Regions from separate parts of the Homo sapiens genome. Here region 2 is linked to region 1. Evidence: read pairs that join two places in POLR2A ChIA-PET (ENCODE). Cell type or tissue: IMR-90. All regions are shown on one strand. Links, peaks and the distances in the headings refer to the core of each region. The heading gives the core; the rest is flanking DNA. Region 1 holds the start of LINC02670 (long intergenic non-protein coding RNA 2670). Region 2 has its middle 56 kb from the start of LINC02670.

What was found. Peaks named below come from ENCODE experiments on the same cell type or tissue, not always from the same donor. Only the 100,000 strongest peaks of a DNase experiment are listed, where the experiment ranks them.
Region 2: POLR2A ChIA-PET joins it to region 1 with 13 read pairs; 4 of 35 experiments call an interaction of 5 or more read pairs at or near these places.

What each region holds. Positions count from the first base shown.
Region 1 is chr10:10,057,035-10,065,381 of GRCh38, reverse strand. It overlaps LINC02670 (long intergenic non-protein coding RNA 2670), which reads right to left and starts at 6,660. Exons shown (of 4, transcript NR_120636.1): 1 at 6,584-6,660; 2 at 5,913-6,091; 3 at 3,619-3,730; 4 at 1,880-2,086. In IMR-90, for the core only: no CTCF peak of the experiment used is centred there; no DNase peak of the experiment used is centred there.
Region 2 is chr10:9,998,385-10,006,682 of GRCh38, reverse strand. No RefSeq gene overlaps it. Among named protein-coding and RNA genes, the nearest start is that of LINC02670, 56 kb to the left of the region's middle. In IMR-90, for the core only: no CTCF peak of the experiment used is centred there; no DNase peak of the experiment used is centred there.

The DNA.
Region 1 (8,347 bases), core at 103-8,102:
GTGTGAGACGCCTCACAATCCCTTTGCCTTCCACCGCGATTGGAAGCTCCCTGAGGCCTCCCCAGAAGCAGATGATGTCATGCTTCCTGTACAGCCTATAGAACTGTGGGCCAATTAAACCTCATTTCTTATAAATTACCCAGTCTCAGGTATTTCTTTATAGCAATGTGAGAACAGAATAATACAGTGAGATTATGACAGAATGATTAAAAGTCACTGTGTATTTTCTGTTAGCATAACACTTCCCATTGCCAGAAAATCTTCCAAAATCATAAATCTAGCCATGCTATATTCCTACTAAAAGGCCTCCAGTGATTTCTATTCTTCACCAAACAATTCCCAACTTTTTAGCCAACTGCAAGCGGATTCTGTCCTGTCTAACTTTTTTTCCCATTCATGAGGTAATTTGGTTCATCAGATGTTTGCCTAGGCGTGTGGCCTTTGTAACTTCACTTCAGTCTCCGATTGGTTGTTTATCCAGTCATTCACTCCTTTGAGAAATCTTGAGATTGCTTATTTTTTATGAAATGGATTTAGCACCAATCAGAATTCCTTGATCCTTACACTTAACTTTGATTACAAGGTAATTACTATGCATTGGAATGTTCTTTAATTCATCCCCACCCAGATGTCAAAGCAAGAGGAACTCATATTTCCTTGTGTACTCTGAGAGACCCTGGGGAAAATGGTTTGAGGTGGGAGACTCCTTTAACAATTCCACAATTTTCTAAAACAACTCCTATTTACATATGTTTACAAAGTTGTAAATATTATATATTTATTATAATACACGTTTAGGCTGGGCACAGTGGCTCTCGCCTGTAATTCCAGCACTTTGGGAGGCCAAGGCGGGTGAATCACCTGAAGTTGGGAGTTCAAGACCAGCCTGACCAACATGGAGAAACCCCGTCTCTACTAAAAATACAAACAAAAATTAGCTGGACGTGGTGGTGCATGCCTGTAATCCCAACTACTTGGGAGGCTGAGGCAGGAGAATCACTTGAACCCCGGAGGTGGAGGTTGCAGTGAGCCGAGATCTCACCATTGCACTCCAGCCTGGGCAACAAGAGTGAAACTCCGTCTCAGAAAACAACAACAAAAAATTATAAAACTAAACTATGAGTTCTGGAGATCTAGGGACAGGAGCACAGGAGGAACAGTAAGAAGTTGTCCAGTGGACCACATTCCTTTCAAAGAAATTGAAATCAACTAATCTATGAGAAGCACCTTCTTTGCAGCTCCCTGGGGCCATCAATTGGACTCTTGATGGTTCTTCCACTCAGTGTATCATCAATCCCCTGGAAATCTAACTCAGGTCAGGGTCTTTAGAAAATTGTAAGTAGCAACCCTTGCTCAAAAACCCCAAACTGAGAAATGCTGAAACTCAAAATACTGAAGCAGCCTTCTTCATGGATGGACTGGGACACTCCAAAAAGAAAATTCTCAGTACTCTGCTAGGATGTCCTTCTGCTAGTGGTTGAGTCCATTCAGTATCCCTTAAATTAGGAAAGATATTTCACTACTTTGCAGGGCCTTCACATCATGTTAAGGTGAAGAAAACCTATCACTCTTTGTTCCTGTATGTCAACTAGAATTATCATGAGTGATAGCAACAAGATCCTGCGCTCACATTTCTTCTTATAATTGTGTGTGTGTGTGTGTGTGTGTGTGTGTGTGTGTGTGTGTGTGTGTTGTCATGGAGGGAGGTAACAAAAACCAAAAAAGCCCACTTTCTCACCGTGTCCTCACTCTGCCAGCCCCTAGTTGTATGACTTCACTCTCTGGCCTGTATTTCTAAAATTAATGAGTTACCATGAGCAGTGGTTCTCAAATATGGCTGATGACTAGAGATATTTAAGAATTGAGAGAATCACTGGTCCCTATTAAAATCTAAAAATTTACTTTCTTTTGTTTCTATGATTTCCTTCTTCTACCAGTAATGAAAAATACATTATATAAGACAATATTTATGGATAAGTAGCCATTAACCTTTCACAGTATTTTTTAGGAAAATATAAAATTGATGCTGTAGGAAAACAATCTTCCTTTTGATTTTTTCCATCATCAATGCCAGTTATGTCACTTCCTGAAGTTAGAGAAAACAAGAAGTGAGTTAAGGCAGTTAATCACGTGTCCTCTTTAAGGTAATGAAATCACCCTTACTATTTAAAAATAATCAGCGCATGCTTTAGAGTAAGCTTTCCATAGTTCAGGCAGTAAGAGAGCGAGAGAGGAAGAATCGAGCCTATTTTTCTTGACTCAGTTGGTTTGTCACTGTAAAACTTAGTTGACAAATGCTCACTGGGTACTCCTACACACTCAATAGCACACATATTATTCTTACTCAATAAGTGGAGAGAAAACATACCCTTCCAACTATGATTTTTAAATTGTTATTTTCTTAAAATAACGCTTTTTCAGTCACCTTGGAAATAGGTGCAAATGCAAATCTAAATCCCATATGCAGTAATGATTTGGTTGAAACAAATACTATTCCCTTGAGCTATGTTGGTTTGAGGGGGAAAAAATATGACTCTTCTAGTGGGAAGATTGCAATGGCTCTGCTCCTAAGGGGGAAAAAAGCCATACAGATAAGATGTTCTTATTTATAACATGTAACAAGATATGTTGCTAGACACAAGCATCTTTCTGATGACTTATCCTGCTGATCAGAGTACCAATGAGTTTATTTTCATAATTACAACAGATGGAAAACAATAAAATTATACTTTAGGCTAATGTACTCTCACCCTTATTATCCTTTTTTTTTGGTATGTGTGTCTCCCCTGAAGCTATTTTATAACAATACAAAACTTGCAGAAATATGGCACCGCAAAAGCCTGACCAGATTTTCTAATTATCTGTCATGACTCAAGAGTGCAGTAAGAAATTAGCTCTCCGGGGAGAGAAAAAACTTGATGGAACTTAAAATAATAGAAAGAATCCTATGATGTCTCTCCTCAACAAGTTGAGAAAGAAATCTGTCCATTTTTAGTGGGTTTACTAACTTGCTTTCCTTTTTTTAAAAAAATTGTAGTTTTATGTCAGCTACAAAGAGTTGTGTTAATCAGATCCCTTAACACATGACATGCTGTCATGCAAAGATTTACTCTTGTTTAATTAATTAAATTTTATTTATTTCATCCTCAATTCTATTCCAGTCCTGTCTTCTCATCACAAGCTATTAATTCTGGAATAGAATGAATGAGATGTATGTACTTGGAATACATATGTATAATTATATATCATATATATTTAACACATCTACTTCCTTAATCTCCATATTTCCCACCCTCCCATGTACTTATGTGTGTTCATGTGAACAAATAATTCTGGCCAATGGGGTATAGACAGAAGTGATATACACCTGGACCAAGAAACTTTCCACGTGCTGTTTTTTTTCTCTCTCTCTCTTTCATCATCCTTTGGATGGATAACAACAGATAGTGTTGCTATAGAAACCACCCATTGAAAATGTCAAAACCTTCATCAGCCTGGGTTCCCTGAATGACTGTGTGGATCCATTCTCTCAACACATACCAATGACTATACTCTCACATGAATAAAGGGCTTTTTGTTTATTAACTCACTGAAATGTTAAAGTTTATCTGTACTTACCTCACTGTTTATTTCACTATAAGGAATCATGAGGTTTACATGGTCTACGTTGCTGACTTTGTCAACTAATTTTTGTCTATTGTAATTCAGTTAGAATGCCTGGAAAGCCAGTCTGTAAGAGAGACAACAGAAAGCCAACTGAAGTTTTCTCTTAATCTGGCTCATTGTCACAGTGTTGGAGGCTGGATTTTATGAGAATCTTAGGTGTTCTATTGATCATTCACCCATCAATTGCACAGAGCACTGAGTCTGCGTTAGCAGCTTAAGGCAAACTGCTTTAACCAAAATAAATTGTATTAATATGGCAACATCATTTGCCTTGAATACTTTAACAGTCAGTAGGTAAGAACATTTGAAAAGAACCTATTCAAAAGATCAAGTGACACCTTGTTTCTTGAAAAAAAAAAAAAGCAAAACAAAGACAAGCTCTTCGCCAAACTAAATTACAGAAACATATGTTAGGGAACGTGTCACTACCCTACATCTACTTATTGCGCAGGAGGACCCCAGATATTTAGATGGCTTTGGAATTCTCAGAAATATTGGACATGGTAATACTAGAGTTTTCCATGTGTTGGAGCTGATAGTGTATTTTCTATTTGTTTTTAATGGATTTTAATTTTTAGGATAGTTTAAGAGTTACAGAAATATTGAGGGTAAAGTACAAAGAATTTCCATAGACCCCATCTCCCCCATACCCTCACTTTTCCCTATTATTCCCATCTTGCATTAGTGTGGTATATTTGTTACAACTGAGGAAACTATATCGATATATTATTATTAACTAAAGTCCATGTTGACATTGGGTTTCATTCTTTGTGTAGTAGTACAATTCCGTGGGTTTTGCCAAATGCAAAATATCCTGTATCCACCATTACAGCATCATACAGAACAGTGTCATTGCCCTAAAAATAGCCTGTGCCCCAGGTATTTCCCTCTTCTCCCCCATAACCCTGGCAAACACCAATCTTTTTACTATCTGTACAGCTTTGTCTTTTCCGGAATGTTATATACCTGGAATCATACAGCATTTAGCCTTTCCACATTGGCTTCTTAAACTTAGTAACACACAATTAAGGTTCCTTTGTCTCTTTTTGTGGTTTGATAGATCATTTCTTCTTATCTCTGAATAATATTCCATTGCATGGATGTACCAGAGTTTGTTTATCCATTCACCTATTCACCTATTGAAGGATATCTTGATTGCTTTCAATTTTTGGCAATTATGAATAAACCTGCTATAAACTTTTATGTGTAGGCATTTCTATGGACATAACATTTTCAATTCATTTGGGTAAATACCTAAGAGCACAATTGCTGGGTTGTATAGTAAAACTATGTTTGGCTTTGTAAGCAGCTGTCAGATTGTTTTTGACAGTGGCTTCACTATTTGGCTTTCCCACTAGATGTGAATGACAGTTTCTGTTGCTCAACATCCTCACCCACATTTGATGTTGTCAGTGTTTTGATTTTTTTGCCATTCTAATAAGTGTAGTGGTATCTCATTGTGGTTTTAATTTGCAATCTCTAACGAATGTACAGTGTTGAGCACCTTTTCATATGTGTATTTAACATTTGTCTATCTTCTTTGGTGAGTTGTCTGTTTAGATTTTTTGCCCATGTCTAATTGGGTTGTTCTCCTATTGCTCAGTTATAAGAGCTGGTTGTAGATTTTGGAAACAAAGTCCTTTATCAGATACATGTTATTCAAGTATTGTCTTTCTCTCCCAGCCTGTGGCTTATCTTTTCTTTCTCTTAACAGTGTCTTTCAGAAACAGATGTTTTTAATTTCAATAAAGTCCAACTTCATTTTCTCTTTCATGAAGCATGCTTTTGCTATTGCATCTAAAAAGTCATTTCCAAATCTGAGGTCCCCTAGATAGTCTCCTATGTTATCTTTTGGTACTTATTTTTAATCTAAAAATATTTTATAATCGTTATACCATTGGGGATAGTAGAGTCATAAGTTTATGATTTACATCACTGATTTTATGTAATTTTGATTGGTGCACCACATTTTTGATATGTACAGTATTTCCCTACTCTGAGAAGTAGTGATATATTTGTTGGAAATGGGTACATGCTTTTTTATACTAGATTAAATCTGTCCATTTCTTCTGAGTCCTTCAGGGAATCTCCTGAGAGTAGGGCAGCACACTTTTATTCTTGGGAAGAGAGGAAAGCATACCTGCTATGGAACCATAATGTTGGTCACTTTATACCTCCAAAGTCATGCCCATCGTCATATCTGATTTACTGAAAGCTTCCCGTTATAAGAGGGGAACATACTCTACCTGATTCAATGATTGGCAACTGCAGTGAATGAACTGCTGATGTCTTCCCCAAGGAAGAGCTCAAACATCATCAATTAGCAGAGATGGCGGAAGGAAAGATCCATCTTCTCTACGATACGTCTGAGAGAGGAAGGAGACGAAGCTACACCGTCCTCACCCTTGCTAGTTGTAATGTGCATCTTTGAAGAGAAGGAGGCAGATACTAGCAATGGAAAAACTATCCCTGGGAAGTCTATGTTTATCTTTGAAAATGTGGCTGTATAATAAAGCACAGTAAGCTTAGTTTTTTCAATGTAACACTCTAAAAAGCTACTCATTCATTTTGAAGTTGTTGTCATTGCTCAAGATATTCTTAGAACTATTGTTTGGAATTAGACTTTTTAAGGTGTTTACAAGAGGTACAAGAAAAATAATTCAACTTGTTTTTAAATCATGCCTCCAAATAACAACTATTGAAAGAATAAATTAATAAACTTAATTTTAAAACCTAAAATCAATAAGCTATTGACTTTTTCAGCAGTAAAATAAAATAAAAAATCAAGGTATAATTATATGATAGAATTAATGATTAGAAAATTAAGATACTGCAAAGATCTACAAGAAACTACATGTTTTTTGAACGCTTATTTTCCATTAAATGGAGTAATAATGCAGTTTTCTTCCTTGTTTACCATATCTCATACTGTTTTCCCTTATTTTTTGTTTCCTTTTCCACCCAGACTGACACTTTTTTACCTCACCAGTAACTACAGTATTGGCTAAAGTTCCAGAACCTTATTCCTCCCTTAAATAATTACAAAGAATCTAACATTCTGTGAGGTTACTTACTCCCATTACAACACTAAACTACTCTCCAAATGGAGTCAGTGCTATTAGAACTCATTTCCTTGAAGTCTATTTCGCTTTTACTTTTTCAGCCAACTCACTCTCCCTCCCTAATTTGGATTATAAACTCAGGGGAAGGGACAGTGTCTTACCCTATATCAACTAGGTGTTCAATGAATATTATTATTATTATTATTAAAATTCATAATGATGCCAGGCTTGGCCTAATCAATTTTAATTCAGCTTAATCTCTTTCAATTAAGTTTAATTTAGGAGGTGCTGCCCTGATATTTTTCTTTTACCTAGATTTCTAATTTACTTCTGCAATAGGCTCCTCCTTTCATCTTTTTTTTCTTGCCTCATAAATTTCTTCTACAGGCAAGATGTTTTCTTTATGCCATTGCTAAGGTGCATTTTATCTGACAGATGCTTTTAAAAGAGACTGCTTTCCTTGCCTATTCTAAAGCATTATGCACAGCTTTTTGTATTAAAGCTAATTTTTCTCCCAGTGAATTGAAAAAAGCTGACTGAAACAAACTCACCTCTAGGCAGTTACGGTTCATATTAGCAAGTGGGAAGGGTATCTGATGAGCAGTTTCTGTGCTTTGGAGAAAGTGCTCCTGTAGCTGTGTGGAAGATGGATTAAGCTGTGCAAGAGTAGAGACAACAAGATCTGTTTGGAGGCTACTGAAATTATCCATGTTAGTGTAGCAAGAGATTGTCCAAAGCTCTGACAGTAATGATAGAGAGCTTTCAGTATATACTTTGAGAAAGGTGACCAAAGAGAACTTGCTGATGACAGGGAGATGTGAAAAGCCGATCTGAGCAGCGGGTGATACAGGAGAAGCAGGGGCAATGGCGAGTGTTCTGGGTACCACTAGTTTAATAAATAAAGACTTGGAAGTGTCCGGGCCTGGTGGCTCATGCCTGTAATCCCAGCACTTTGGGAGTCCAAGGTGAGAGGATCACTTGAGGCCAGGAGTTCAAGACCAGCCTGGCCAACATGGCAAAACCTCGTCTCTACTAAAAATACAAAAATTAGCTGGGCGTGATGGCCCATGCCTGTAATCCCAGCTACTGGGGAGGCTGAGACAGGGGAATCGCTTGAAGCCAGAAGGCGGAGGTGGCAGTGATCCACGATCACATCTCTGACCTCTAGCCTGGGCAGCTGAGTGAGACCCTATTTCAAAGACTTGGAAGAGTTGAGGATCACCTTTCCTTAGGAAAGAATAGTACCCTCTAAAGGGAATGGCTGGGTAAAATACTGAAGATGGCTGAGGCTGGAAGTATAGAAAATGCCAATATTTATGGAGATAAATAAAGAAATACAAATTCAAGAAGTATACCGAGTAGCAGTGAACAGAAAAATAGGACAATGAGGAAAACATCTGGTTATGTAAGCCATCTGGTATTTTATCATCAGAGGCTCTGGAAAGGGAGAATTGCACATGATTCTGAGCCTCTAGGGTGTGCTCTCTGTCAAGAGAGGGAATTCACTTAAAAGGCACTATTAACAGGGCTGATATGTGGCTAGGGGGCTGTAGCTAGCAAGCAGGCTCTGGTACCTCTCTACAATAGTTTGAGGTTAGCATCCGTTCTGATATGTCAGC
Region 2 (8,298 bases), core at 1-8,000, 59 kb after region 1:
GCCTTTCCTGTCATCTCCATGGTGTGGGAACTAAACTGTGAAGTAGCCAGAAATGCTGTCTTTCTACGTTTTCATCTCCGCCTATTTTACCCTAACTACATTTCTTTTCATATCTTTCAGCATGCAGTCTTGGAAGAGGGAGGAGGTAATAGTATTTTGTCTCCTGAAATGAATATATAGCCATGCACAATACTAAAGTTAGAGTCAGGGCTACAGGGTGTGTTCTGGAAGCAGTGCATGCATCCAGGTCTGCAATGTTTTTCCTCTGGACAAAGTAGTACATAAGACCACCTATTTAGCAGTACATCAGACCACCTATTTGGCAAAGAATTTGGCAATCTGGACCTCAGCGGACTAATTTTGTTCAAAAGTGTCACACTCAATGGCCTCCTGCTTAGTAATACAAATTGCATTTGGAGTTGTAAAGGGCAATCTTCCATCTCTCTCAGGTGTGAGAAGGGGAATCAGGGGGCATCTAAGTGAACAGTGAAGAAGGTTGGGGATATGATGTCTGTTGACATGTCCTGGGAGAGTATACAGATGGCTTGTATTCATTTCTTATTGCTGCTTTCCACAAACTTGGTAGCTCAAAGTAACACGCATTTATTATCTTACAATATGGAGGTCTGAAGTTTACAATGGTAAAAATCAAGGAGTCAGCAGGGCGGTGTTACTTCTGGAGTCTCTAGAAGACAAGTGCCTTCCTTGCCTTTTTCAGCTTCTACAGGCCACCTGCAGTCCATGGCTCATGGTCCTTCCCCTGCCTCCAGAGCCAAAAGTGGCTGGTTAAGTCGTTTTCATGCTGCCTCTGGTTCATTCTCAACTCTTGTCTTTACATATTTCCTGGCTCCCCCTTTCTTTTATAAGAACCTTGTGACTTCATGGGCACCACCTGTCAATCCAGAACAATCTCTCCAACTCAAGATCCTTAACTCAATCACATCTGCAAGGTCCCTTTTACCATTTGAGGTCACATATTCACAGGTTTTGAGGATTAGGATTAGGATTATTTTATATATATATATAAATATATAAAAAACTTGTTATATATACATATAATATATATAATATAACATGTTATATATGTAATATGTTGTATATATAAAGTATATGGAGGAATTCTTGGCACAAGATAGGATGTATATATACATTTTATATATATACATTATATAATATTACTCTCTCTATATATATATTCTGATTTAACCCTCCCAAAGGAGGCTGGGTGTGGTGGCTCACACTTGTAATCCCAGCACTTTGGGAGGCCAAGGTGGGAGGATTACTTGAGGCCAGGAGTTTGAAGCAAGCCTAGGCAACATAGTAAGACCTCAACTTTATAACAAAACAAAACTCCCAGAGGCATTATAAGGTTGATGTAGTTATCAGACACAGGTAAGAGATGCTCACCTTCCCACTCCATCATTCCTTTTGGATTGGCCCAGTGGAAATGAACTTCTCCAGGCCTGTGCCCAACAGGGAAGGGCAGGGTCAGCTATCAGGGACAGTACGAATATTCAGTATGTGCTAAATAAATTTATTTAAGAGCTAATGTTTTATGTTTTTCCTGACGAGATATTGATGGTGGGGCAGAATTGGGTATTTCTATTTCAGTTAAAATTTTTTATTAGTATAAAACCCTATCAGTAGATGTCATTTGATCAGATGTAAAAAAAAAAAAAAATCGTAACTCTATGAAGTCCTCAACAGGAAGCTGATGTCTTTATCTGTTATTTTAATTGGAATTTATCAATATATACAAACGCATACCTGCGAGAGTTTGGAAGCTCATGCAGAAGCTCATGCAGGGGGTGGAAGATAACAGCAAGTTGGAAAGGATCCTTATTCTAAAAAAAGAAATCGCAATACTTTTCCCTCTTGCCATCCTTTTTGTCACTTTGTTCTACTTTTATTGACTTCCTGAACCGTGTATTCTGCTTGTCTGTCTATACCCCTGGTGTGCATCTGAAAAAAAATGAAGCAAATCTATTTTAGTGTCAGACAAACTTGGGTTCAAAGATGGGGTTTTGCCACTTCCTGAGTATGTTTCTAATATTGTGCAAATACCTTCACTGGGCATCAGTTTCCCATCAGTAAAATGGAGAGAAATAAGTTGCCGGTTTTGAGACAGTATTATTAAGCTTTGGTTATATTGCAGAGTAGAGGGTTGTGATATGAAACATATATTTAGTCTTGACCCTGTTTCCTGGCAGACAACTTCTAAAATCCTCAAAGTAGTGCCTTTGTGTATGTTAATAAGTTGGCTTGTGGCTGGAAGCCCCTAGAGAGCTTCAGGATGTGGCTGCTTACCAGAAAGGCCAAGGCACAATTAGAAGGTTGGGAATTTCAGCAGAACCTCTGGGAAGAGGGAAGACATCGAAGGTTTCACCAATGGCCAATGGTTTAAATAGTCACACCTATGTAATGAAAACCTCCATAGAAACTCAACAGGACAGGGTTCAGAGAGCTTCTGGATAGCTGAGCATGTGGAGGTTTCTGGAGGGGGTTGCACCCTGGGAGGGCATGGAAGCTTCACACCCCTTGCCCCATACTTCGTCCCATGCATCCTTCATCTGTATCCATTGTAATATCCCTTCTAATAAACCTAAATGTAAGTAAGTGTTTCCCTGAGTTCTGTGAGCTGCTCTAGCAAATTCACCCAACCCCGATTTACAGCAACCTGGTCAGAAGCACAGGTAAAGCCACCTAGAGCTTGTGATTGGCATCAAAAGGAGAGGGCAATCTTGGAGATTGAGCCCTCAACCTGTGGGATCTGACGCTACCTCCAGGTAGATTGTATCAGAATTGCATTGAATTAGAGGACACCCAGCTGGTGTCCACTGCAGAACTGATTGCTTGCTTGGTGTGTGGAAAATAAAATCCACATAAACCAGTCACAGAGGTCTTTAGTGTTGACTATTGGGTGAGATGAGCGAACACAAGTTTTGTTTTGTTTTGCTTGGCCTCAGAGTGGTCAAAAAATGCTGAATCTTTTTTCTGTTATTGCTAATGTTTTTATGATTAAAATGATATTCAGCTCCTTGTGTTTGAGAATTTAATAGTGCGTGGAAAGATCTTAGAACATCCAAAAAAATTATTTTATATAAATGCTACCTAGTAATACTATTGTCTTTTTGCCAATTATGGCTTTATTAACATCAGCTTATCTTTGCTTCATGGTTTCTGCCTATGTTTTTTAACCAAAGCTTTCCCTTTTCCTATCTTAGCAAAATACCCAGACTTTACATTCAATTTTCTTACATTGTGATACTTCTTGCTTCTCCTGATATTAAAACCCTTGATCCTGATCAAATCCAAATAAGCTCATAATATCTAAAAACACCCTTCAACCTAAATAGCCTTCTGGAATCAGCTTGGCCTCTGCTGAATTTCCTTTGTTCCACAGTAATGAACACCTGGTATGACAATACCCTAGGCCCTATGAATATTATGAAATCATAATGCCAAGATATCATGTGATAAGTTGTCAGTCTGTGAGCTGATGAACTTTTCCACATCCATTTCTCAGTCCTGATATAGAGCAAGGTATGACAAACTTTTTTTTCTGTAAGAGGCCAAATGGTAAATATTTCAGGCTTGGTGAGCCAGATAGTCTTTGTGGCAACTACTCAGCCCTGTAGATACGGTCCAGAAGCAGCCATAAACTATATGTAAATAAATGACATGGGAATGTGCAAATAAGACATTTTACAAAAGTAAGTGGCAGGCCAGATTTGACCTACAGCCCCACTGTGCCTACTTCTGTCTTCAATGGGGACAATATTTTCCTCACGGGAGCATAAACTGGATTTTGGTGCAAACAAATTATATTACTTTTCTACAAAGCACAGGGAATATATATATTACATATACAGTATAATATAGTATACACACACACACACACACACACACACATACACACACTCACACACATATCAGCAGTCCCCAAATTTTTTGGCACCAGGGACTGGTTTCATTTCATGGAGGACAATTTTTCCATGGACTAGGGGGTTGGGGGATTGTTTTGGGGTGAGACTGTTCCACCTCAAACCATCAGGCATTATATTTTCATAAAGAGCACACAACCCAGATCCCTCGTATGCACAGCTGACAATAGGATTCATGCTCCTATGAGAATCTAATGCCACCGCTGACCTGACAGGAGGTGGAGCTCAGGTGGTCATTTGAGCCTTGGGGAGCAGCTGTAAATACAGATTAAGCTTTGCTCACTCACCTGCTGCTTACCTCCTGCTGTGCGGCCTGGTTCCTAAAGGGTCACAGACTAGTACCAGTCCATGGCCTGGGGGTTGGGGACCCCTGAATATAGTATAAAAACAGATTATTCTGAGTTGAAGTGTCTTCCAAATGTACATACCTACCTTGATCCTTGAAAATGGGGTTGTATTTGGCAATAGAGTGTTTGTAGATGTAATCAAAGTAAGGTAAAGTTGTGTTGGATTAGGGTAGGCCCTAATCCAATGACTAGTGTCTTTACAAGAAGATGGAAGTTCGGCCGCATAAACAGAGGGAAGGTGATGTGAAGACGCACAGGTTGAATGCCCTGTGATTGGAATGGTGCATCCACCAGCCGTGGAATGTCAAGATTGCTGGTAACAACCAGAAGCTAGGAAGAGGCAGGGATGGATCCTAGAACCTTCAGAGAGAGTATGGTCCTGTCAACATCATGATTTTGAACTTCTGTCCTCTAGAACTGTGAGAGAGTATGTAAGCCCCCTAGTTGTTGGTTATTTGTTACAGCATTCCTAGGAAATGAATACACAGATACACAGTATATCTGCAGTATTTACATTGCATAGGAGTACAGAGGTGATTGGTGGAAAATGCTGAGAAACGTTTCCGGGATGACAATAATAAGTTAAGGAACACTGTTCCAGAACTGTCATTTTCTTTACCAGCTTGGCAGGGTTTCAGGCAGGAACCAAATTGTATTTTAAAAATATTAATACTTTCTGCTTCTCTAACCCTGGCTCTATGTCCACCCATGCAAACGTTGTTGATTGGGGTTCCTCTTCTACCTTTCTCTAAGGTTGCTCACACTCTTTGTGGGGGATGACCTTGTACTTCATCAGGTGGACTTGACTTTTGCCCTCTTCACCTCACTCTTCAGGAATGAAGACACAGAGCAGCCATGGTGAAACTGTTGCCTCAACATCAGGGGAGTTTGTCACCATCTCATAATGCTGACAAGTCGGGCTGTTCCAACTGTCATTCCCAACAGGAGGTGGAATGAGATATAACAGAGCTCTAATTCCAGGACACAACTGAACTTGTATTTCTACTGTGGACCAGATTATCAACCGAGTACTGTGAGCTCAATGTTATTAAGACTGATTTAGAAAGGATAAAACTGAAACTCAGAGATGCTGAAAACTTCCCCAAGGTCACATATGTTTGTGTTGTAACATAAGCTGTCAAACTCTCAATTCTGTGTTACTTTGAATCTAACATCCACATGAGATAAGGATCTAAGGGAACCCCATTGAAATCTACCATCAAAAGGGTTATGATTCTTTTAATTAGATGCTCCTGCCAGAATGAATAATGCTCAAAAAAAGCACCACAGAGATTTCTCACCAAGGAATTCTGTTGTCTGGGCACCCAAGAAATACCCTGGTGGTCAGCCACATGCACAGCAGGAAACACCTCTCTCCAGGCGTCCCAGGTTGACTTACGTTGGACCTAACTCCTGAGAATCCCCAGCTCTAATATCAGCTCCCTGTGTCCCCAAATAAGTAGCATGATTTATTCAATAAGTTTTGATTAAGAATCTTAAATATTTGAAGAAGGGGTGATGGAGGAATTAGGGAGAAGTCAAAGTGTACAAATTTACAGAATGTAGGATGAATTGTAGAGTTATGATGTAAAGCATGAAGACTATTGTTAAGGATATTGTATAATGTACATTTGCTCAGAGAGTAGATTTCAGATGCGCTTATCAAGCGCACACACACACACACACACGCACGAAGTAACTATGGAAGGTGATGGATAGGTTAATTTGCTTACCTGTGGTAATCATTTCACCATATATATGCATACCAAAACATAATGCTGTACACCTTAAATATATGCAAAAAAGAATCTTCAGTATGTTAGGCACTCTTCTAAGCCCTGGAGAAGAGGTAGTGGATTAAAAACAAATCTTGGTTCTCACAGAGCTTACATTATTATACATTATGTATGGTCATACCTCCATACATTATAGTGGGAATGGAGTAAACAGACAATAAATAAGTAAAAAGTAAAGGATGCCATAGAGTGCTACTAGTATAAGTGGTTAAGAGCATGGAACTAGACTGTGGCTCCACTAACCGAGTAACTGCAGGCAAGGTACCTTTCTGTACCTTAGCTACTGTATCTGTAAAATGAGGCTAATAGCAGAACCTACCATGTAGGATTGTTGAAAGGACTGATTGCTGGAAAACACTTAGATCTCAGCCTGGCACATATATATGGACTCATTATTATAAAGTAAAATAAAGCCAGAACTGGACCTAGGGAGTGTGGAGATGAACGATCAAGGAGAATGAGGTTTAGATTTAGAAAAAAGCTGGTTTTGAATCCTGGCTCTGCTCCTTGCTCTGTTGTCTTGAAGAAGATGTGTAATCTCTCTGAGTCTCAGCTTGTGGGGTTGTTTGTTAGGCTCTAAAATAGAAAGAACACTGTGGACCCTGTGGGTTTGAGATAGAATGAGAGGGACAGAATGCAATGGATAGAACGAAATAACATTGGTAAAGCTCGCAGTGGGCCTGAACATAGGAAAAATAAAAGATTCATGACTCTATTTTCTTCTTAACCCCTCAGCCATGGTTGGCAGCAAGCCATTCTCCAGCCTCCTGGATGTGGATGTCGAGCAGGCTTCTGGCATTCCCATGTGGCCCTAGTCCCTCCAAGAAAGCTTGGAAGAGCCATGATCAGAATCTGTCTTTTACTTGTGTCATTTAATAGAGCTCGCCTCTCCAAAGAACACGCTTTCAGAGTATCAGGGAATATCTCTATTTGTGGATAATTTGGATCTTGTGATATTCCCAGGAACCCTGGCTCCACAGTCACAATCCCATCAACACTCATTACATGAGCCTTGATGCTTCTCTGTGGCCTTAAAACCAAATAACATGACTACCTGACATGAGCACATGACCCAGAGATCAGTCTTGATGTCTGGAGAAAACCTGCACACTCTCAGTTACTTCAGGGTGGAGTCAGTGGGTTCACTCACAAGGATTTGCTAACGTGCCATTTTTTTTAAGGAAGTCAACATATTTTCTTGAAAAGTGTCTATTTGCTGAACCAGTCATTTTCTTTCCCAACATACAGGCATCCTTTGGTATACTCATTTCTTGTTAGGTCTGAAATCAGAAAATCTGCAAATTATCTCTTCTGATATCTAAGTGAAGTGAAGTTACAAGCTTAAATAAATAATAATGACAAAAATATATAATTTAAGGGTCCCAAAGTAAGTTCTGTATGGAAAAAAATGTTACGTATTCTTCTTTGTCTTAAAATTCTTTAAACATGTTCATTAAATTTGTCCTCAAGCAAGGTTATAAGAAGATAAACTGAACAGAACCATACAGAAAAGGCATGGATGCTTTTGAATTACGTAGCACTTAGTAAATCTTCAAACACCTATATAAAATCTTTAGGATTTTTCTAAACCATTTAACAACGTAACTCCTGGACTTAACCATGTGTATACTAGACACCATGCTATACCTCTGCAAAAAAAATTTTACTTTCAGATAAAAATACAGGTACACAATTGACCAGGTAATAACTGAAATCTAACAGATAAAGTACTAGGAAACCTTTTCTAACTGACAGAAAGCTACCTAGTAATATTGTTAGAGCTCACAAGTTTATCAAATTCATTGATATTTATTCCTTTCATATTATGATTGTATTAATCCATTCTCACACTGCTATAAAGAACTACTTGAGACTGGGTAGTTTATATAGAAAGCTGGTTTAATTGACTCACAGTTCCACATGACTAAAGAGGCCTCAGAAAACTTATAATCATGGCGGAAGGGAAGCAAGGCACGTCTTACATGGCAGCAAGAGAGAAGAAGAGTGAGGGGTGAACTGCCAAACACTTTTAAGTCGTCATATCTTGTGAGAAATCACTCACCATCATGAGAACAGCATGGTGGGAACTTGCCCCCATCAACCAATCACCTCTCACCAGGTCCCTTCCTCAACATGTGGGGATTACAATTCAAGATGAGTTTTGGGAGGGGACACAGAGCCAAACCATATCAATGGTTTACTCAAATTTTA